Regions from separate parts of the Homo sapiens genome. Here region 1 is linked to region 2. The links are chromatin loops, found by intact Hi-C in ENCODE. Cell type or tissue: Calu3. All regions are shown on one strand. Each heading gives the region's core, and the rest is flanking DNA. Links, peaks and the distances in the headings are about the cores only. Region 1 overlaps MACC1 (MET transcriptional regulator MACC1). Region 2 overlaps TMEM196 (transmembrane protein 196).

Evidence for each region. Peaks named below come from ENCODE experiments on the same cell type or tissue, not always from the same donor. Only the 100,000 strongest peaks of a DNase experiment are listed, where the experiment ranks them.
Region 1: it touches region 2 in a loop (3-fold over the local background); 7 of 110 quality-filtered maps call a loop at or near these places.

Annotation. Positions count from the first base shown.
Region 1 is chr7:20,151,485-20,162,924 of GRCh38, forward strand. It overlaps MACC1 (MET transcriptional regulator MACC1), which reads right to left. Exons shown (of 7, transcript NM_182762.4): 4 at 10,264-10,386; 5 at 6,720-8,761; 6 at 2,709-2,897. The coding sequence starts at 10,378. It overlaps MACC1-AS1 (MACC1 antisense RNA 1), which reads left to right. Exons shown (of 4, transcript NR_046756.1): 4 at 1,780-2,047. Among named protein-coding and RNA genes, the nearest start is that of MACC1-AS1, 15 kb to the left of the region's middle. RefSeq lists a silencer at 7,328-7,487. In Calu3, for the core only: no CTCF peak of the experiment used is centred there; a DNase peak (open chromatin) is centred at 7,377.
Region 2 is chr7:19,740,803-19,752,242 of GRCh38, forward strand. All of the region lies in intron 1 of TMEM196 (transmembrane protein 196), which reads right to left. The region is part of intron 1 of LOC107986774 (a long non-coding RNA gene); the gene reads left to right. Among named protein-coding and RNA genes, the nearest start is that of TMEM196, 27 kb to the right of the region's middle. In Calu3, for the core only: a CTCF peak has its summit at 7,153 (motif pointing right); DNase peaks (open chromatin) are centred at 7,119 and 9,029.

The sequences.
Region 1 (11,440 bases), core at 2,454-10,453, 410 kb after region 2:
TTATTATCAGATTCCAAGCTTTACAGCTTTGCTTTTATGTAGTAATTACCATGTCATTAGAAAAGTCGAGTAACATTTCTTAAAATTTAACTTGAGGAGATGGTTAATTTCAAAAGTGACATTCTCAAAAGTTTCCAAAGAGAGGCTTTTTCTTCACCTTAGAAAAAATTAAGAAATGGTTAAGGTGTTCAGAAAATCTGACAAATTTATTATTAATATACTTCATTTTTTAACCAGCTTGAGGCTTGGTAAAGATTTAATTTTGAGGCAATTTTTGATAGTATCATGGCTACTTGACATGGCCTGAAAAGAGGACAAATAAAAAATGAAACAAGTTGCTTAACCCTGGCCGCACCTTCTGACTCTGCAACATAGTCACCATATTAAACAGTGATGGACAGAGTGTAATGGTTAAAGTCATGGACTCTGAAGTCAAATGTCTGTGCTCTAAACATGGTTCCAGGACTTTCCAGCTGTGTATGTTTAAGCAAGTTACTTATCCTCTCCATATCTTAGATATTAGTGTCTGCCCCATGAGTTTTTATTGAAAGGATTACATTAATTAATTTTTGTAATATTTCCAGAACAGTGTCTGTCACGGAGTCAGTGCCAGATAACTCTCCCTAAGATACAATAAAAATAGAACAAAGGGAAGAGAAAGAAGTTAAAGGAGAGAAAGTAAGCGAAACAGCTCAACTGCAGGCATTGGCACACATAGAAGGCAGTTTTTGGAGTGTGTGCCCTCTGAGGAAATGACATACAGGAAAAAAAGCGGCCCAGCAACTGCTAGACCTAATTATCTCCCTGCCCCAGTGCACTTCCCTCCCTCTGCACCCCCTACCCAGAACTAATATCAGTGTGCTTTGAAATCAACTACTTGAATTGTAAATTGATCATATTTAGGAATCTCCTCCCAAAGAGAAAAATTATACAGCTATTTTTTAGGAGGTTGGAAATTAGCATATATTTACCCATTAGTTAAGTGACCTCGTACGTAAGATTTCTGTATATTATTTGGAATGACCTCAGGCCAATATACTGTGGATTTTTCTAAGTATTTAATAACATGAATCTGAGTGATGACTATTACTATTAATCACAATAAGTTGAACTATCATAGAAAGACACCTAGGGGCTTTCCTTTCTGCTTCTGAGTGTTTATCAGCCTCAGGCAAAGACTTAGTCATTTATGATTTGGGCTGTGCAAAAGTAAATAATGGAAAAGTGGGTGGTTTGCTGGCCTCCATCAAGATTTAGGGGAAGACAAACTATAAACAACCACAATTAGAGAGAAGCCAGATGCTTAAGGAGGCTGACAGAATAAATAACTCTGATAAATAACTCTCAACAAAACTCTTTCAAAACAGAACCTTATTAAGAAAAAAAGGTCCTGCTTTCAATTAGACAACTTTTTCATCAGTTAACTGAAATGTCCGAATCAGAAGAGCGTATCCCTCATAATATTTGTTTTTCCTTCTTAAAGGCTTCCTATCTTTCATCTCATTCTGTAAACACTTGAGTCCATTTTGTGTACTGCACCAAATGCTATATTATGCTTATTTATAGGCTGTAATGCCCTTCTAAGTTTATGGAGATAAATGTAGTCTCTGAGGGGAAAGACATCCTCAGTCCCTGGTTGCTCCTGGCTAAAGAGTCTTATTTTGGAGAAGTCCTGGCTGGAGAGCCAGGCTGCAGGAACTCAGAAACCAGCCTGCTGACACTTCCACTGCAGCTGCTGGAATTCAGCTGACTTGATTTGACTCTACTTTTCATGCAAAGGTGGTTTTGTCCTGTTCACCCAACTGGAATGGTTGCATCGAAGCAAGAAAATTTTCTCCAAAAATTAATACCCAGATCTACGCCAAAAACAAAGTGAAGAATACAGCTTCTGCTCTCACCAAGTCATCTCTAATAGAGAGAAGATTTCCTTAAACATAAATATCTTCAAAATGCTTGTTCATTTGAGAGAAAGATACAGAATATTTTACATGTGCCCTTCACTGGAATATTTTTATTTATTTAATTCAATAAAAATTGACTCCCAGTTCTTTATGGTAATCTGGAGAAAAATATGTGTTTAACTTGTGCCTAACAGCATACATTTGTTTTGATAAAAACAATATTTTCATGGTAAATATTTACTTTGTACTAAGTGCTAACATTCTGCAACTGATGCCTGTAGTTACTGTAGGCAACATTGTGAAGGAGATAATGAAGCTCTTAGTTATCAATCTCTCATCACCAGTGGCTCTACATCCACTTTCTTACTACTTCTTGTCCCTGAGCATTAGTTATCGCAAGTGACTAAGTTTATGCCTGAGGCCGATAAGTACATATCATTATGTCTTCCTCTATTGTCCTGACTTGATCCTGTCTCCCACCTTCAAAATTTACCTGTTTTATGACTCAAGTTCTTATAGCCATCCCCACTTACTGGCCCAATTTGATCAATTAATTCATTGATCAAAGGCCATGAGAATATGAAATCCAAAAGAAGAAACATCAATATTTTAAGGGCTCTCAATGCCTTTTAAGAGTGTGTGTGTTTATTTCAGATAGTACTGATGAGTTACTAGTGCAGTGATTCAGTTAGTGGATCATCTTGGACATTCCCCCAGTGAATCCGTGAATGTGGTATGGGTTTGATTACATTAGTGTTACTTGGTCTGCAACTTTTCACTATTGAATTACACAAACAGAAGTCTTACCTCAACAGCAACATCTCCAGTGTTTCCTCGATGAGGAATTTCATATGCCTCCATTTGTTGCTTTGTGAGTCGTACTAACTTTTCAGCTAGTTCCCTCCAGCCTTTTCCAAGCTTGACAGCTGAAGTCAGAACAGCAGCTTCTTGGATGAGACGTGCGACTAACTCTTGGCAATCCATTTTCAGAAGAGCCTGCAGCAACAATTACATGTCACAATTAAAAGCAACTAACTTGGGCTTTTCTCTCTATAAATTGGAATTTTTATTACATATTCTACAAATGGGAGTCCTTTTTTTTCACTACACGTATAATCGAGTTTTCTAAAGCTCAAGGAGTTGATTCACATTTAAGCAAATTCTATAAGCAAACTACAGTAGACATAACTAAGCCAGAGTTAGGGGAGATTTAGAACTAATTCAGTGGCTAATTATAGGACCTTGGATAAACCACTTAACTAATATGTGTCTTTGTATCTTTAATTGTGAAAAAAGGAAGTTAAATTACACACTTCCAATGGTACTCTGAAGTTCCGGCAGTCTCTAATTTATCACTCTAGGATTAGTTATTTACTCACAAGAAATAAAGCCTCGTTCTAGGAGAGGATTGGCTACAAGAATTTCTTTAAAGTGTATGTGAACTGGTGATGGTAAATATTATTCTATTTTCACCAAAATATGACTTAAAACATCCCAGAATCATGCCTGCTGTGTTTAAAAAAAAGAGACACTCCTTCAACTTTGAACAAAGCTATTGATGTTTATAAGTTTAAAATATATATATATAAATTTATTAAAAATACTCTCCCTCATCACCAATATAATGGTATTAAACATAAAGTACAAGGTATTAAAGACAAAACACCTAGTCTTCTACAATGCAAAATAGAAAACCATCAGGCTCTTACCTAACCATGCATGTTTCAAACAAGTCTACAAGTTTGTGTTTTGCCTTGAGTACCATTTTTAAAATATGGGATTACATCTATCTATACCTCTTCTTTGTTCAAATGAGCAAATAGAGTAGCTCCCCCTTAGGAGGGGGAATCCAAGGAGATCCAAGAATCCAAAGGAGTCACATTTCAAGGCTGTCCAGTGGATGCCTGAAACTGCAGATAGTACCAAATTTTATACACACTGTGTTTTTTCCTATACATACACACCTATGGAAAAGTTTAATTTATAAATTAGGCGCAGTAAGAGATTAACAACAATAACTAGTAATAAAATATAACGATCATAACAATATACTCTAATAAATGTTATGTGAATGTGGCCTCTCTCTTTCAAAATACCTTATTGTACTCTACTCACCTATTTGTCAATCATGGTTGATGGTAGGTAACCCAAACCACAGAAAGTGAAACTGTGGATAAGGGGAACTACTGTAAACATGTTTGGTAGCCCCTCATTATTTAATGGCACTTTGGAGCTTTATCTACCAATATGAAACAATAAGTTAAAATGAATAAGCAAGTAAAGCAACTATGAAAGTTGATAGCATGTTCATTCCCCTGAAAGTATGCAATTAGAAGGACTACCCATGGTTTTGATACATAAATGGATCCATACATTTATACTGAAGAGTTATAGCCTCAGTGAGAAACAATACTGAGCTAGCGGGCCCCTGATGGTGCTTTTAGTAAACTGTGGAGTGGGGTTACTACTTTATATTCCAGTTTCTTGTTTTAGGGAAAAGATCTGTACTTGGAGCCATAAAACCTGAGTTTAAAATCCAGCTCCACATAGTATAAGACTTTACATGCATCACACAGTATCTCTATTTAATGATTTTTAAAATCAATGTAGTGTTAATTCCACTTTGTCTAAACTTCCATAATCATTGTGAAAATCAAATTGGATGCTGAAGTGCTTTAGAGAGTGTCAAGTATATAAGGACAGCCAGTCTCAATGTCAAGAGATGACTGAAGGGTTTGGATCCCACAGTCTTTTTCAGCTTATCGGGTCGCTCCCTGCCACACCAAATCAATATACAATCCTAGAAAAATGTATATTTACTATGCAAATAAAGTTTCAAGAGACAACTCTATACCCCATGCTCCATCACCTGCCAGTCAGAGAACCAGGCCTGAGCCTCTTCATACAGAAATCCTGAAACCTCCACTAAAGCTTGGAAGCTCCCCGCTTGAATGGAGTCTCTACTAGATTTTCTAATTAGCCGCTTGAGGCACTCTGGTAATTATCATACCCCAAAATATACAGGTATGATCAGGCTTGAACTTTCAGACCATCATTAATGACCTTTGGCCATTACAACATTTTTAGGCCACTAAAAAAACAAAAGAAATTAATTTTCCAATTCAAACCTTTGCAGGTGAATGTTAAATATGAGCTATGAGAGTTAATGAGCTATTACAAAATGCACACGCAGCTTCCACCAGGTAGAGCAGCTTCTAACATTCAGTCTCCAATAGTTCTGAATGTCCCAGGGTAGGTAAGAATGCAGCACACCATAAAAAATCTATCAACTTAGCAACTGGATATAGGAGCTTTTGAATTTCAACTTCTCTAAGTATCACTGTAGAATCATCAAAAATATTGAAAGAGAGATAATGTTATATATATTTATTTATTATATGAATCATTGTTAATGCCACAGATTAAATTTGTTCTCCAAATATTTTCTACTTCTTTTGCATCTTGATTAAAACTTTGCTCCTTTGCATGAACCTGCCTATATAATTTTATTTACCTTCTACAGAGCACCAGCCTTTCACAATTATAATATTTAATACAAATACCTACACATACACAGTACTTATACAAACATTTTTATACACACACACATTACTTTGTTTCATGAAGGCATAGTGGCTTTACGCATGATTTTGAAACCAAAAAATATTCAAATCCCATCTATAAGAATAGGCAACTGTAGGACGTGGGCAAATTGTCTAACTTTTTAAGACTTGGTTTCTTCGACCTATAAGATGAAGATACTAGCTATACTTACCCCATAGAGTTGTTAATGGCTAAATAAGCACTAGAGAAGCATTAACAATCATTTTTATTTTTACACTCATGTTTTAACCATTTTTAGAAATATGATCTTGATTTTTTTTATTTTTATAAAATATTGAATTTCTACTTTAAAGGTAAAAAGTACTTTGTAATTCTACACTGAGCCTTCCACTGGGTTGAATACTACACTAAAGAATTTGGCACTGGGAGTCCTATTAAAACATGAGGATTAAGATGAGAATTACTAATATTATTGTTTAGGCTGTAATGCATTGTATACATAAGAATATTAAATTGCTAAAGGATATTGGTAATACATTAAAAAAAAGAAACAGCCAGGTGTGGTGGCTCATGGCTGTAATTTCAGCACTTTGGGAGGCAAAGGTGGGAAGATTGCTTGAGGCCAGGAGTTCAAGAGCATCTTGGGAAACATAGTGAGACACTCATCCCTTAAAAAAAAAAAAAAAATACCCAGGCATGGCGGCACATGCCTGCAGTCTGAGTTACTTGGGCAGCTGAGCCCTGGAGGTTGAAACTGCAGTGAGCTGTGATCGTGCCACTGCACTCCAGCCTGGGCAACAGACCGAGACTTTGTCTCAAAAAAAAAAAAAAAAAAAAAAGAAAGAAAGAAAAAAATCCCACACACACTGAAAAGTAGATCCCTAACAATGGCCAAGTTAGTTCTCTTTAGTTTGCTTTCATGTTATGGAGCCTCTCTGGTATCTTAAGAGTTGTCTAAATATTTGAGACAGGAAGAGAAGTTGTATCTGAACTGTTAAGCCCAGCACAAACAGAACTTTTTATTTTCTTTTAAAAGATGATCCTGGTTTTTGGGGAAATCACAGTTGAATCTCAAGTTTAAGAAACCAGTTTTATGATCATGTAGGAAAAACTATATTTGCTATAAAGTGTCTTTAATGTATTTAAGACTGTTGAATTTTTAAACATTTCTCCTCTCACATGTTCAGTTATAAATATTGTCAAGTTAATACAATTCTCGATGGCAATTCATTACCATGATCAAGCAATACTCACCACAATAAGTTCATACAGAAACTTCCTTGTATTTCTCTCTGTGTGGCAATCTTCCTTTAACTTCTTTATAACATAAGAAACTTTCTCTGATTCTTTGTCTGCTTGAATTTGATCAAAATCTTCCAGGGACAGATGTGAGTAACCCAGGACATCAGCTAAAACTTTCCAATCATAAACTTTTTCTGACACCAAGGTTAATACAACTGAGTAGATATAAGTCAATTTTTTTAAAGGCAGGACAATCTGTTCAAGAAGATTTCTGGTTGTAAAGACACTATCTGACATAAACATTACTTGCTCCTTTGAAATCACCTTGACATTTTTGCAGTGTACAAGTCCAATCTTACCTCTGAGGACTCCTACATACCATTCTTTCACTTTGGACTGACCAATAGCTTTTACCTTACCTTCCCCGAGGAGAGCTATTGTGTCCCCTTTGAAATATTCAAGGAAGTAATCAATCTTGCTTTGTCTTAGCACTGCCTTCAGGGTTACCCCATAGTTGCTAAAGTTCAATGTTTTATCTTGAAATGTAGGATATTTAACAAGAATTTTTGGTGATAAAGGAGCAGACTTGATTTCCTCCTTCTTCTGCAAATAGCCTGGCAGATTCGAGAGTCTTTTTAGGTTTGGGGTTGGATCAGGAGTAGTGATAGAGAACTGTGCAACTGGTTCACCATTGGGAGGCTCCACTTGAACACAAAAATCAAACAAGTGCATCTCTCTGTGCTCAACTAAAGAAAATAAAAATTGTTGATGAACTACTTCACCTGCTTCCAACTGCTTTTGTTTAATTTCTTTCCTTTCTCCTTCTGTCTTTACTTCAAAATCAGGATCACAGGAAAAAATAGAAATACTTAAATCTTGTGGCTTGTCAAGTAAAAATGACTGCTTCCCCCAGAGCTGAAACACAACTGGAGATATGTTTTTTCCACCCTTCTTAATATCAGAAATTGTAAGCTGTCCTGGCATATAATTGTGTCCACAAACTGTTAAAACAACAGTAAAACTGGGATGGATATATTTGGGTCCATAAATTCCAATTGAGGTGGTTTTGTGGATATAATCCCAAATGGTGGCAGCTGGTGACGGAAGAGCTTTAGCTTGTGCAGCAACCACTAGATACATTACCTGACTCAAGTCGATTAGCTTGACTTGGATGGTGTCTTTATAAATGTAGCAGTTGCTTAAAACTTTAAAAGGGCCTTCTTTACCCAAGCTGTGTAAACACACCATTTCTGTCATGACTTGGCTGAAAGGATCCTTTCTTACTTCAGCCCCAATTTTCATCTCCAGCAAAAGGGCTTCCATTGTATTGAGGTTGCCTAACATGATTTCCAACAACGGGCTCACAGTGCACGAAAGATCATGGTTAAGCATGTGTGGCGGATCAAGGAAAGCCCTTAGAGACACCTCTTGGAATTCTCCCACAGCCACATGACCTTGGGGCACATGAACAGTGATGTCTGATTCAGGTAATTGTACTGACCCTCCTTGATGGTTTACTTTGCAAGCTATGGTGACCTCCGCAAGTTGTGTCTGGGCCCATCCAGGGCTCTGACTAATTGTATTCAAATCAAGGCAGGAGCGGGCCAGCTGGCGTTGACTTAACCAAGCCATTTTATAAGCCTCCCGATCATTTTTAAGCCACTCTAAGTCGTGTAGTAGGATCTGGTCAGAGTTATGTATACTCTGATGGGCATGTGCTGTGTCGTCTAAAATGTCCAGAAGTTCTGAAACACTTTTAGATCTTCCAGAATTTCTTGAGGAAGTCTGCCTAAGTAACTGATGCACATCAAGTTCATCACCGGAGGAATCAAAAGAATTTCCATTTTCTATTTCTCTACAGAAAAGAAAAGGATCTTCCTTTAAGATGGAAATATTATTTCTCTTCCTGTTATTTCTTAGTTGAGTTATGTCATCCAAAAATGGGTTAGAAGCAGACAGTTGATTCCAGAATGGATTTGCAACTTTGGAAGCATTATTACCACGAAGGGTGAAAGCATCCGGCCAATTGTGAAGCAAGTCTGGGTCCTGGCATTCTTGTTATTTAAGGAAAGACAAAGCAAAACAAAGATAAGGTGGCACTGTGAGTTACAATCAAGATTAATTTTTCCCATAGCTTAAAAATTCAGGACTTACTTTTCATTTTTCTTTCTGATCTCTAGTCTACTAGCTAACATAAACTCAATGTTAAATTTGCTCAAATTTATATGTAATGAGAGAAGAATATTTTTTCTACCAGGTTATTTTTTGAACATATGTAATGTTATTTTAAGACATCATGATTTATAAACTAAACAAATAAATATTTAATATGACCTAATAATATATTTAACACATTTTCTTGAAAATGACTCAGACTAGCATGTGCTTATGCTTTATTATTTTATGTATCATGTTTACAAAAGCAAATTTCTGGTCAAATAGAATAAATCAGTTATTCAATTATCCATATTTTTCTAAGCACTGAATTGTTGGTTTCATTACATTCAGAATATTAATTTAATATTTTCCTTTTCAGATAATATTGAATATGTAGAAAATATCAAATACATCTGTTAATATTTAAAATAACGTTTAAAACAATATGCTAAGTTAGAAAGTCATTAATTTATTAGATAATTCTATAATTTTGTATTGAAATGTTATTAACATTTTTCAGGAAAAGGAATTCATAAAATGAACATTGAAAATTTAGACCACCATTGGTTTTATTGATCAAATGAATTCATTGCACTCAAGCTTGCAATGGCAAATAATAATTTTACCACTAGAAATTGAAGCATTATTATTTTGGAAAGTAAGTGTCTTAAGAATTTGTAACATTAAAATATTTACATTTCTATTATAAGAATTTCTAGATATCTCACAACATTGAAGCCATTTTTTGTTTGTGTAGAGCAACTCGTACTTGGTCATTTCTTAGTAAATAATTATAAAGACTCTGTAGACTTTGTGAAGCTAGTGCTGCTTTTAGAGACAGGCAGAAGAGCCAACCAAATTTTCAGAAGTTCTACTGAAAAAATAATTCAAGCAAACTGTCAGAATTTCTTTTGTTTAATATACATAGAAACATTACCTTAATTGAAATGTTTTTAAGTGTTATATGCTAAAAATTAGAAGACGGATTTTGAAAAATAAAGGTGGCATTTCTCTTATATTCACACTTTTCTTTAATACAATTACCCCTAACTCTCTTAAAACTTACTTTTCCTCTGAGGATCAGGTTAATTTTTTGATGCTCCATGAAGATTTCCTAGGTCAATCAACCTTCAGAGAGCCTTTTTACCCCCAAATTCATTATAGTTATTGCATATAACACTCATTTATTAACAACATTTTTCCTTTTTATAATATTTATCATAATCTGTTGGCTGTGCTATTTTATTTTGCACATCTTTTTAACTATTTCTATGATAAAAACAAGATTTTATAATTCTTTTCATCTTCCAGCATTTTCAGAGGTAGACCTTCAACAATTATTGGTGATGAATTTCATATACTTACATGGACAAATCACAACAGTTATAAATTCCCATACCTGTAATATTGCAACTTTTTGAGAGTTTTCCAGCTTCCATGTCAATCAAATTTGCTTCAGACATACTTTGTGCAATTCTTCCTGACCGAAAATGTTTTCTTTCAGTGATTAGCATTTTTCCACCTACAAAGTAAATAGATAAGTATTTTTTGTAAGCATACATATACAGGCTGGCAGAGAAAATAAACTCAAAGACATCATACGTATTTCTATAAAGAACTACATGTGAAAATCCTCTATATAAATCTTCTACTCCTGGTAGGATACTCGACTAGATATACTAAAATATGTGTTAGCACTCCACTAAAAAATGATCAAATTCCAGATTAATACCAATAACCAAATCTGGAAATATATTACTGATCCCATATAAAAGCAATTAATGAGAATTCCAAGGACAACAACAACAACAACAAAAAAGTAAGTTGAAAACTAAGTAAATAAACATTTCCTGTTTGGCGATTGGAGGACTAAATATCACAAACTAAAAATTTTCCCCTAAATCCTTGTATACATTCGATGCAGTTCCATGAAAAATTGCACGTAAATGTGTATGTGTATTTGTTACTTCTTTTTTAATAGTTAAAATTTTATTTATTTCTCAATGGATAAAATTGTATGTATTTATTGCATAGAGCATATTGTTTTGAAGCATGTTGTTTAACAACACATACAGCAGCAATAACTTCTTAAGCTATTTTAATATTTACATAGAAAAGCAAAGAGCTAATACTCAATCCAGAAGAAGAGCATGACAAAAGTAACTGCACTACCTATCAGATATCAGCATTTATCATAAATAGGCTCTAAGTAAGACAACATGGAAGTGGAACATAAATATATGAAGGACACAGAATAGAGATCTCAGAATCAGACCCACCCTTATATGAAGGATTGATACATGGCACAGGTGGCCAAACAGAGTGGTGTGGAAATGGTGGATTATTCATTAAACAGTGATGTTGCCATTTGTTGTGCATGCTAAAAAAATATTACATTGATCACTATCTCATCCTGTGCACAGAAAATAAATGCCAAGGGATTAAAAAACCTAAAAGTGAAAACAAAACCTTAAAATTTGGAAGATAGTCTAGAGATCGTCTTTATGTTTTCTGGGAAGGAGAGAATTTCTTAAACAAGGCACACACACTTATGCAATATGCAAATCCTAAAAAAT
Region 2 (11,440 bases), core at 2,186-10,185:
TTCAGGAACAAACTCAAAAGTTCCATAGAGTAGTTTATAAGAATTGAGTACAGAAATAAATTAAGCCTATCATGGAAGATTGAGGTTGAAGGCTGAGCGTAGTTTTCTTCTTAAATATAATGAAGGATAAACCACTACATGTTGAAGTAGATGCAGCCTCCACCTTCAATAACTAACATATTTCATCTTTATTTAGAAAGTAGCTTGTAGTTCCCACACATTCATAATAGTTGCTGAAATAAAGTCTTCATTTTGTAAAGCATTTTGATAGTCTCTCGACCCTCTAGAAAAAACAGATGGATTGAAAAAGGAATTATGCTCTGTGACGGGCGAGTTTATGAAGAAAATAAATTATGGATCTAAGAAACCATTTCAAACCTCATATGAATCTCCATATAAACAATGGAATTCAATGTGTTATTTCGTTTGCAATTACTGGCATTGTTAGAGTGACAGATCATCTACTTGTTATATCCAGCTTTGCCATAGCCTCTCTGACAAAGCTGTGCTGTTGAAATAATATTTCTAGATGACATAATGGAACTTCAGATGAAATGAATGAATCAGTAAATGCATTGATGAGTGTATTTACAGTATCCATGGGGAGGTACAAAAATTAATCAATTTCAGCCAATTTTAAGGCACATAACTGGGTGCAATTAATCATCACTGAATCAAATCCAGTTAATTTAAACATTTGAAAACAGTTATGGTTAGTCATGATAGATTAATTCTTTTCTGAATGGTAGCATTTGAAAATAACTTGGATGGTGTTGACCTTCCACATGTCACAGTCATGACACTGTGTGTTTCAGAAAGTTCTTTCTCAGTCCTCAGATGTTGTTGAGATGTCAATACAAATAGACTTTTCTACATAAAAGTCACTGAAAAAGACAGTACTTTTGCACTGAGTGATGATTGCAAAAATATGTTTTAGAGATGAGAAGTAATTTCCCAAACTAGAAAAGACTCTGTTTTTAATTGTTAAGACAGAAAATGATTTGCAAAATTTACCTAAGAGAATATATTCCAGTAGTTGATTCACTTTCTCTCAAACACCAGGTTTGGCTTCAGAATTTATGCAGAATAGCTTTTCCCTTTTGGCAAAACTGAAAGTTGGACAACGTCTTAGCACTTTCATCTGAATGCTGAGATGCTATTACCTGCTATTGACTGGTTCACTGTTCTGAGTGATTGTAGTTCAATCTCCTCTTTAGACCCCTTTTTAGCCTTGATGCACACACTATCCTAATATCATCTAGAATCTTGCATCTGGACGAAATCCAGATACTTTTCGTTCAGTCAAGATCAGATAACGTATGAACAGTCAAAATATATTAGAAAATGTCTCAGGACATTAAAATATCAGAATACATTTTTAAATAGGGTCAATTTCTTTGTTATCTTATGGTTATTTTAACCCATCAGGTACTATACTTTTCATGCCATGCCTATCTAAAACACAATTCCTAAAGGAGAGAGGCATCTCACTTTCTGATTGAAAACAATGACTGGTCTTCGAAGGACTATAACCAAAGCTGTTGCCATCTTTTTTGTTTGTCCTTTCCGAGGAAAAAGAGTATGCTCTCACAGGGAGAGTATGGTGCCCTTAGAGGAACTTCCTTAAACCCCAGGGCTTACGTCATATTAATAATAATCCTGACTTTATGACTCTGCTTGAAATCCTTTGTAAGATATCACTGAAAGTAAAGAGACATCGCTCCATTTGACGACATATGTTTTATTCAATAATCCTATCTGAATGTGCATCTATCCAGTGTCAACACTCTTGGGAATGAGGCAGTGTATAAAAGCTGCCGATGCTATTTGCCTGTTTCTTCTCCACAGGTAGTTTGTGAGGACTCAGTTTTGGCTGTCTTAACAACTGGACCCACTTTAGTCAGAATAATCTGAGTTCCAAAGCATCCACAATAATTTTTCAAATAATGACTTCCATAGACCATTATATTGGAATGACATGGGGATACTTTTTAGAAATGCAGACTCATGTAAGAGTCCTGAAGGGAGCAGCAATTGATGTCTCACATACTCTAAGGACTCCCTAAGCTTTTATGATGGACAAGGTTCTTCTCTTTCCTAAAAGGTATGGACTCTCATAGAGAACACTTGTCTTTCCATTCCCAGGTGTTAAGACAGTTGTCAGAGAAGCACCTTGTCAGGAGTCAGTGTCTTGTTCATACTTATCTCCATTAGCTATGGGGAGAGGAGGTTACTGTTGCTTTCTCTAGATCCTGTTGACCTTTTATGCCTTTGCATGGGAAGTTTTGTGTAGTTTGTCTTTGAGAGGCTCATTTCCCCCATCAAAGAACTGGTGGTATATCTGGGCTTTTAAGTTCTTTAAGCTTTGTTTGTTTTTCTGTTTGTCATGATGAGGGATCATTTCTGGGGATCAGACTACCTGGATTGAAGGGAAGGTGGAGCTATCATCCCAGATAGAGCCCCTAAGGAATGAGAGAATGGCCTCTTCAAGAGGTATTAACAAAAGTAGTTGTCTCACCCAACTTTTTCTGTCTTTCTCTGTTTGTTTCACTCTCTCTTTTCAGAGATTCTAGAGCAGTTGATTTGAGGCCTTTGAAATAAACACAGGGAAGAATTTTACTCTCACTCTGTGAGTCAGTATTATAGTCTATATTACTTAGCCATGCTCTCTCTGTTTGTATCAATTTTATAATAAATATTTTGGATCAGGTATAAAAGTATGATTTTCTTCCTGAATACATTTATGCCAGAGGTCATCAGTATACATAATTGGACTGTGAAAACGAAGGGGTTGGAAATAGTAAGCTAGAATGAGCTGTTTCCAAACTCTATGGGAAATCAACGAGTTAAAGAGCACTATTTATAACTCACTTGAAATTTCCTGAGGGAGAAATATCTCATCTCTCCACATACCTAGTTTGTTAAGTTCAAACTGGTTTTAAAGGAAAGCAAACATGAATTACATCTTTCCAGTACCTGGTTCAATTTGATTTGCCACAGAGTCCTAAAATCTTGACAAGGCAAATAGGGAGAATTTTAAATCAAATCTCAAAAGGAAATATTGGAGACTTATATAATTGAAAAGTAATTATACATTTCTCATTGTCTCAAAAAATCTAAAATAAGATCTTACAAGAACATGAATCAGAATCTTGTCTGATCCGAATCAGATAGAAGATTCTGGTAAATGAATATGGAGGGTGAGGTTTTTAAGGACTAGATTGTGGAAGAAAGCGTTATAATTGAAGTACAGTAATGGTCTAGGTGATTTATAAACTTAAGCTAATAAAAGACCCAGGGAAGATGCTGAGTTTCTGAATTATTTAAGAATAGTTATGAATGGTGGTTTCTGAGCCTCGTTGATTTGTGTTGTTAATGTAACAGCTTTCAGCTTTCTCTGGATAAACAGGACCATCATAAAATAATTTTAACTCTTTTTCTAGCCTTTCACTGATTCATTTATTCATTACTCAGCAATTTTCTTAGGCCTGTGCAGTTGCATACAAGATTTAACACTTGTATGTCTTTGTAGTATTATAAGATGATTCTACAGAGAATAAAAAATAACTTATACTCTCTACAGAGCCAGACAATAGGTGCTGGTTCTTAAAGAAGCAAAAAGATTAAGCCTGACAGATTTTCTGTTTCCTGGAGTAACAGTGTGCTTTTACTGAAATACCCACAAAGGTTGCAGCAAGAAATAATAGTGTAGCAAAAAGAAATAATTTGGGAGCATAAAAAACATGTGGGTTTTGGGTTTTGGAGAAAATATTAAACACTGCACTCTATCAATATCCCTTAGGGGTACAATTCTTAGCCTTAACAAAAAACAATTTATAAGATATCTAACGATGAAATTTACCCTCATCATCCAGTTCCTTTACTTTGCTGTTAAATCAAGAATGACCCCAAATGGAAACATTTCTGAATATTCTTTTGGAATAAATTCTCAAATTTCAATAGTTTACTTTTTTCAAAAGTTTGTAACACTGACTACCTGAGTTCTCTCTCCCAATATTTCTGGGAATACTGAAAAGAACATTCTTTAAGTGTTTTTATTTTGTGTGTAGAGAAATAAAGATGCAAAACAAAAAAAGCCAACAACAACAAAACAGCAAATCAGTGGCAGAATTTTAATGACAATTGAAGCTTGGGATTTCCTAATTATTCCTTATTGTGCCCATTACAGTCATCTCTCCATATGTGCAGGAGATTGGTTTTGGGACCACCGTAGATCCTGAAACCTGATGATGCACAAGTCCCTTATGTAACAAGGCACACTATTTGCATATCATCTTCCTACACTCTTCTATATACTTTAAATTATCTCTAAATTACTTTTAATGCAAAGACAATATAAATGCTACTATGTAAATAGTTGTTATACTATATTGTTTTTCTATGTGTATTATTTTTATTGTGGTACTCTTATTTTTATCATTTTTCTCAATTTTTAAAAAATCTGCAGTTGGTTGAATTGGTGGATGCAGAACCTGCGCATAGGGAGGGCCAACTATTCTTGGTTTCACATTAGCACTAAGTATATTGGAAACACCTTGTCACAAAATACTCTATTTAATAGATCAATTATAAATTGCTCCCAGTAAAAAGATTTTTACTGGGAGGGAAGGGTTGATAATGAGTATGCCTGTCACCTTAATTTTCACCTTTCCCTGAAGATTCTTTTTTTCCCTCACAATCACTATCACACTTAGGCTTCCCACTGTATCTCTTGCCCAGCTGGGGATAAAGCCTAACACAGCTAGAATAAATTTATTTCCATTTATCTATTAACACAGCTAAAATAAGTTAATATTTTCAAAGAGACATGGCTAGAAAATAAAGAAGTACAAGAGGAAAATTAAAGCACGAATCTTCTTCCTGGTGCATAATTCATCTAATATGCCGGCCCTGTTCCATCCCACATCCTGTTGGAGGCACCCAGTGAGCCAGTACTGGGGATGCTGAGAGGACATCAAACCTTAGGAGACAAAGGCCACTTCCATGGTCATCTGCTCCTAATTGAAATTGTCCATTGGCGTATTCTATGGGTTATTTTAATAAAAATTATGGTCTTTTGGCATTTTGTTCTGATTGATATCCAGATTTTAAAAAATCAAATAACTCAGAGGACCTATATTTTATTTATTTTAAAGTGCTAAGTCATAAAAATACATGATTGCTGAAAGGTGAGATACACAGAAGAACTACATTTTGTGCTGCAGGACATGCACATTCATAGGTTGAAGCTAATACTACTAAAAGTTCTGTTCTTTGACCTACCTGGGAAATTGGGGTAGTCTAAAACGTTACCTATTATTTCTGAATCTAAATGCTAGCTCCAAGAACAATGGAAAGGAGTTATATAGAGGAAGACTTTAACCGATCATCAGTAAATAATTTCTAATCAATAGAGCTGTCCACAACATAGCTTAAGTTTCCTCATAACATAAATGAGGTCCGTTAAACGGGAAATGTTTAGGGAGTCAGTAAATGAGTACCACGTGGGAGTACAGAGGATAAGACTGGTACAAATCTGGCAAGAAGTTGAAGTAGAATCCTATGAAATATACCGACTCTCTTTTTAATTGTAATTTACCACGTGGCTAGATGCTCAATTTTCAAAGAAATGTAGATGCTCAATTTTCGAAGAATTGGAGTTCAGTGACGTATATGTGGCACTATGTAATTCATCTTTGATAAAACAAGTCAATTTAGGCTATTTCAGTGTCCTGGGATATTTATTGTTGTGAATATAAATTACTGAACTCATAGCTATATGCATGAATTGGTTAATTAAGGCTACTGAATCCAGAATTCCAGATAACAGCTTTCTATAACCAAAGAGACAACCACACTATTTTTACTTTTCTTTTGATTAAAGATCATAGCAGATAACTCTTTATGGTTTGTATTGCATAAAATTATAATTGGCATCCACATACAAATTTTGTATTTTGGGCCACCTTCCAAAATAATTAATTGATTTGTATATTTTATAGCACTGCCTGAGTTAGACGAGGTTCAAGGGGGCTTAATTGCCTTGCTCAGAACCTCAGCAGGAAGGAATTATTACTGCCTGATCTAGATTTAGAACGTATGAGATTTTTTCATTTCTGTCTTTTACACTGTAGTTCTTTCTTTGGAATTAGGTAAATCATAGAAAATCCCGGCCGGGCGTGGTGGCTCACGCCTGTAATCCCAGCACTTTGGGAGGCCGAGGCGGGCGGATCACGAGGTCAGGAGATCGAGACCATCCCGGCTAAAACGGTGAAACCCCGTCTCTACTAAAAATACAAAAAATTAGCCGGGCGTAGTGGCGGGCGCCTGTAGTCCCAGCTACTTGGGAGGCTGAGGCAGGAGAATGGCGTGAACCCGGGAGGCGGAGCTTGCAGTTAGCCGAGATCGCGCCACTGCACTCCAGCCTGGGCGACAGAGCGAGACTCCGTCTCAAAAAAATAAATAAATAAAATAAAATAAAAATAAAAAATAAAAATAAAAAAAAGAAAATCCCTATTATGTTTGTGGTGATTTTTACTCTCTGAGGTTAAACCTCTTTACAGTTGAGTTGATTATATGTCATAATTTTAATGAACTAAATATGTATTTAGGTTTAGGGAAGAGGAACACAATCTATAGTTACAATAATAAAAAGGAATGGAGTAATGTTTATCAAGCACTTGCTAGGTAACAGCCTCTAGGCTAAACATTTTGCACACATCATCTAAATGAACCTCTATATTTCAGCTGAGAAAACTGATCCTCAGATACATTTTTTTCATGTCATACAGCAGGCAAGTGGCAGAGTTGGCGTTTGAACTTCAGCCTTTTTAACTCTAGAGGCTAACCTCATTTGGAATTTTTCAATTATGATTTTACCTGAACCCTCTCAGTATTTGGTTGTTTTATTTTCCTCTATTAGAACTAAACTTCAGTTTTGTCTCTTGACAGAAAAATATTTTGTTAGTGTGGTAACAGAAACCAAAGACAGCTGCTGGTTATTTAATGAAGATCAGATCTTGGGTGATTGTGATGCGATGGGATAGGATGGAATACATTTGGGTCCACAGTATGGTGAGGGAGCTTTTCTCCCTAAAGGTTATTGGATTCTAGTCTCCGAAGAAGTACTTTCCTACCACTTGGTGGCAGTAGCTCCCAATTAATTAACAACTAAAATATTGATCGTTACCTCTAACTGGGAGTGATTTGTAAAAAGGATTACTTCCTTCAATTAATTAATTTTTCCATGTAATACATGTATTTCCACTGGTCTCTCCCATGCATATTTATTTATTATTTATTATGATTATGATTTTCTGGGGCATTGCTTACAATGCTATCCTGCATCTCCTAAGTTAAAATCCTTGCGTTTTCCTTTATAACAAAGTTTATACATAATGACAATATAAAGGTTTCCTTCATTCAACCTTATAGATTCAGAGATGTTCACTGTGGCTGTCCAAAAAAAAAAAAAAAAAAAAAAAAAAAACAGTGTAATGACAGAACTTAGAAAGAATGAGAGCTTATCAAACCAGAATTAGAAGAGACATTATAATCATTGAGCATTAACTTATTACTATGCATTTACAATAATCGAGGAACTTTAAGTGTGTTGTCTCTATACACACAACCAGTCCATTTTATAGAACAAGAAACAGGCTCAGAGAAATTTAAGTGATTCTGTCCGCTTAAACGCAGTGTATACAGCTCATAAATGGCAGAAGCAGGACACAAATCCAGTCGTCTGACATAAACATGTCCACCCTCCTCTGTGTCATGCTCCGTCTGATGATGGTAGTACTATGCCTAAGGGAAGACATGTACAGAAAGACTTCAGGAGGGAATATCAAAATTCTAAGAATGCTGAACTCTCCAACGTAAAGACAAGTAAAAGAAATGAGTTCATAGTGATCAAGATACATTTTGCTTAGCTAAAAGGCAAGTGGAAATTTGGAGTGGTCTACTAGAATGAGATAAGGCAGAAAGTTTTTTAGGAGGTAGAGACAATATTTGCCTTAAATAATTATATGAAATTGAAAGCAGAAGACTAGAATAAAAAATTACTATTCCTTAAAATCATGTTTTCTTAGCATATGTTAGGTCACAATAAAATGTTTATATGACTATTTTCAATTTAATAAAATATTGGAATATAACATTTTATGCACATTTTATTCTTAAACTAGAAAATTATTATGAATCAATGTAAATAGTGATTATCTCTGAGTGGCAGGATTATTGGCAATTTTAATGTCATTTTGTTATTTTGTATTTTTCCAATTTTCTACAGTAAACTTGTAAAAAATGATAGGATACTAAGTATAATATTTCCAGAAATTTGTCCTGATCACTTTATTTAGGCCATTGGTCTATGGCTTTTACATTTATAGGAGTTAATATATGAACAAGATAAAAATAAACCAAGAGAAGCCACCCTTCTTAGAAGTGGAGGAAGACCTACTTATAACACGTGATACGGAGAGAGCCAATCAAAATATTTCCCTCTCTTGGCTTAAGTTCCTACTATGTGAATGATTCATTTGAATTAAGTCACAGATTCCCCAAAAGCCATCCATTTAGCATGTAACCTATAAAGTGGGTGGGATTTGCATTCACAAAATTAGTATCCAAGTGGGAAAACACCTTCATCTTGCTTTGTGCGCATGTCACAAACCCTTGGTAATAACCCAGAGCAATGCTAAATGTCCTGGAAAGTTCTGCTCTTTTTTTTAAATAAATTTTTTTGTGTATATTTAAATGTATGGAACATGATGTTATGGGATACATATAGATAATAAAATGGTTACCATAGTGAAACAAATGAACATATCCATCATCTCTTTCAATGCAAGGAGAGAACAAGGCCTTTTGTAAGTTAGCCTTGTATTCATTAACAACTTCTCCAGATTTTTCTCATCTATTTTTGTTGTCTCCTTTATTTCCCTCACTCACAGTTCGTACCTCCAAATACACAACACTCACAAACAATTCTCCTACGTATTGAGGCTAAGCTCAGCCCGCTGCAGTGGAAATTAGAGTGTCAGTGAGTCATGCAATCTTAACTTGCCTGCAATCATAACTCGTCTGGCATAACTATACTACTCTCATTCCTTGCTTGACAAGTTTTCACAGTTTAGGATCAATGTCTTCCATTAACAAAGGCAGCCTTTTATATCCTAAATGACTTTGATTGTTAGAAAGTTCTCTCTCTCATTAAGCCTGAAGATTTTATACCCAGCATGTCTACCCATTGTCTACACATTAAGACAAGAGCACCATTAACCCTGGATCTTCCCCTAGGAAAAACATGCCCTAGCTTCTCAGCCATTTTCATGATCATTCTCTCCAAAACGTTCTGTTGTCTTTCTCTCTCTTTAAGAGTCAGCAAAACTTCCCATTCCTCTAAAAGAGTAGATTTTAAATGTTCTTGTCACACACACAAAAGATAAGTATGCAAAGTGATGGATATCTTACTTAGTTTGATTTAATTATACCACAATGTAAGCATATATCAAAACATCACATTGTAGCCATAAATATATACAATTATTATTTGGCAGTTAAAAATGAAACTACAATGCAAATGAATAAATTGGAAGACCTTTTTCTGTTAGTCAGAAGAGGATTTTTTTTTTAGCAAATTTCCAAGTAGTTGAGGTATTTAATCATTATTATGTCCTTACACATATTCGTATCTCACAAGAACTCCTTAACACATGTCAGCCTTAAGCTGGTGAAAAGTTGCTCTGGGGTTGTAAATACTTTTAAGCAGTGGTCCTCTGGTGCTTTACCGAGACCAGGCCATTTTCTACTCCCAAATAGGACAACAGAGATTAAAATATATGGGGTCTACAGTGCTTAGCAGTCTATAAACAAGTACCATTCATTATGCAATTTATTTCCTTTATAGGCAGTTCTATCCTTTTACAGAACTCAATAAAAATAACATCATTCCTTCAGAAATAGAGTGAATCTTGCACAATCTACACCAAAAATATACCTTCAGAATATCTGAAAAAGAACAATCATATATTATATCTTTTAAAATATTGGTTTTAAAGGTTGTAATTCCCCAACGCTATTTCCTTGAAAAGTGTTTTGTTTCCAAAGGTATCTGTAAAGGAGTAACTGTAATATGTGGATCAAGTTAAGAGGAATGGTTAAAAATGTAATGCATTCGAAGTTTCTCCCTCATTGTTGAGGAAAGACTCTCTGATTCGAAATAAAGGATGTCATGATTATTTTTATTTTATATATTTCTTGTTAGAGAAGAAATAGGAAGATGCAGAATGGCATGATTTTTCCACTAAACCATGTGAAGAAGAAATATAAATGTTGGAAGAGAAAATAATTCCTCTCCCTTGACAAGATAGATAGCATGATGATTCTGCAACAGCTAACAGAATGCAACTATACAGGGGAGAGAGGTATCTGCAATGGCTTTTCACGTTGAGCTGCTAGTTTCTGAAGCACTAGTGGAACCGTATTTATGCTCCAGGACATTTTTCATTCTGGGAAAAGGTTAATTGATAGGTGCTGTCCACAAAGGTTTGGAATATAAAACCAGCACTGCTCTTTAGAACCAAGGCTTAAAAGAAACCAATGGAGTATGACACAATGGTTAAGAGTACAGACTTTGGAGTCAGACAGACATGTGCTGTAAATTTGGCTGTGTCACACACAAGTGGGACTTATAGCAGCTAATTAAAGTCTCTGACTCTCAATTTTCCCATTGGTAAAATGGATGTACTCCTGCAGGTATGCTGATACTTATCTAAAAGTGCTGTTAAAAATATTAACGTGATAATGCTTATGATATTTTTGGTATATTTCTAATGTCCAATAAACTATAAATAAATGGAGCTGTTAATAATTATTATTAAAATTTTATAACTTTTGAGCATCTGATGGGTACAGACCAGTGTCAGAATTCCTAACAGAATTATAAAGAATATTTTATACTTTTATTTTCTTATTTACAGGATCTTCCCTTGTACCAAAACTGTGTGTATGTTTGCTTCAGAATACTCATGTTTCCTCATCCATGGAGGCAGATTTTCCTACATCACACCAATATATATACTCAGGGATTTGAGTACCATTGTTCTCTGCAACCTCTGGCCCTAATACACTAAGCTACAATTAACAAGATTTCAAGGATTGTAAGTGGACTGTCTTCTGGAAAATAATTGTGTATTAATTTCTATTTACTCCAAAGGAAGTCTTCGAAATGCTACCAATCATACTTGTTTCTGAATGTCATGTTTTAAAGCATAATGTTATATTCAGATTGTGTCGATGCTCCAAGAAACTAAAGAATAACATAAGATGTTGGTCATCATAAAAGCTTATGTCTAGTTTTGGCTCAGCCTACAATCATTTTGCAATTCAGTGTGCATGTAGCCAGATGCACAGCAGTTAATGAAAGAGATCTAGACTT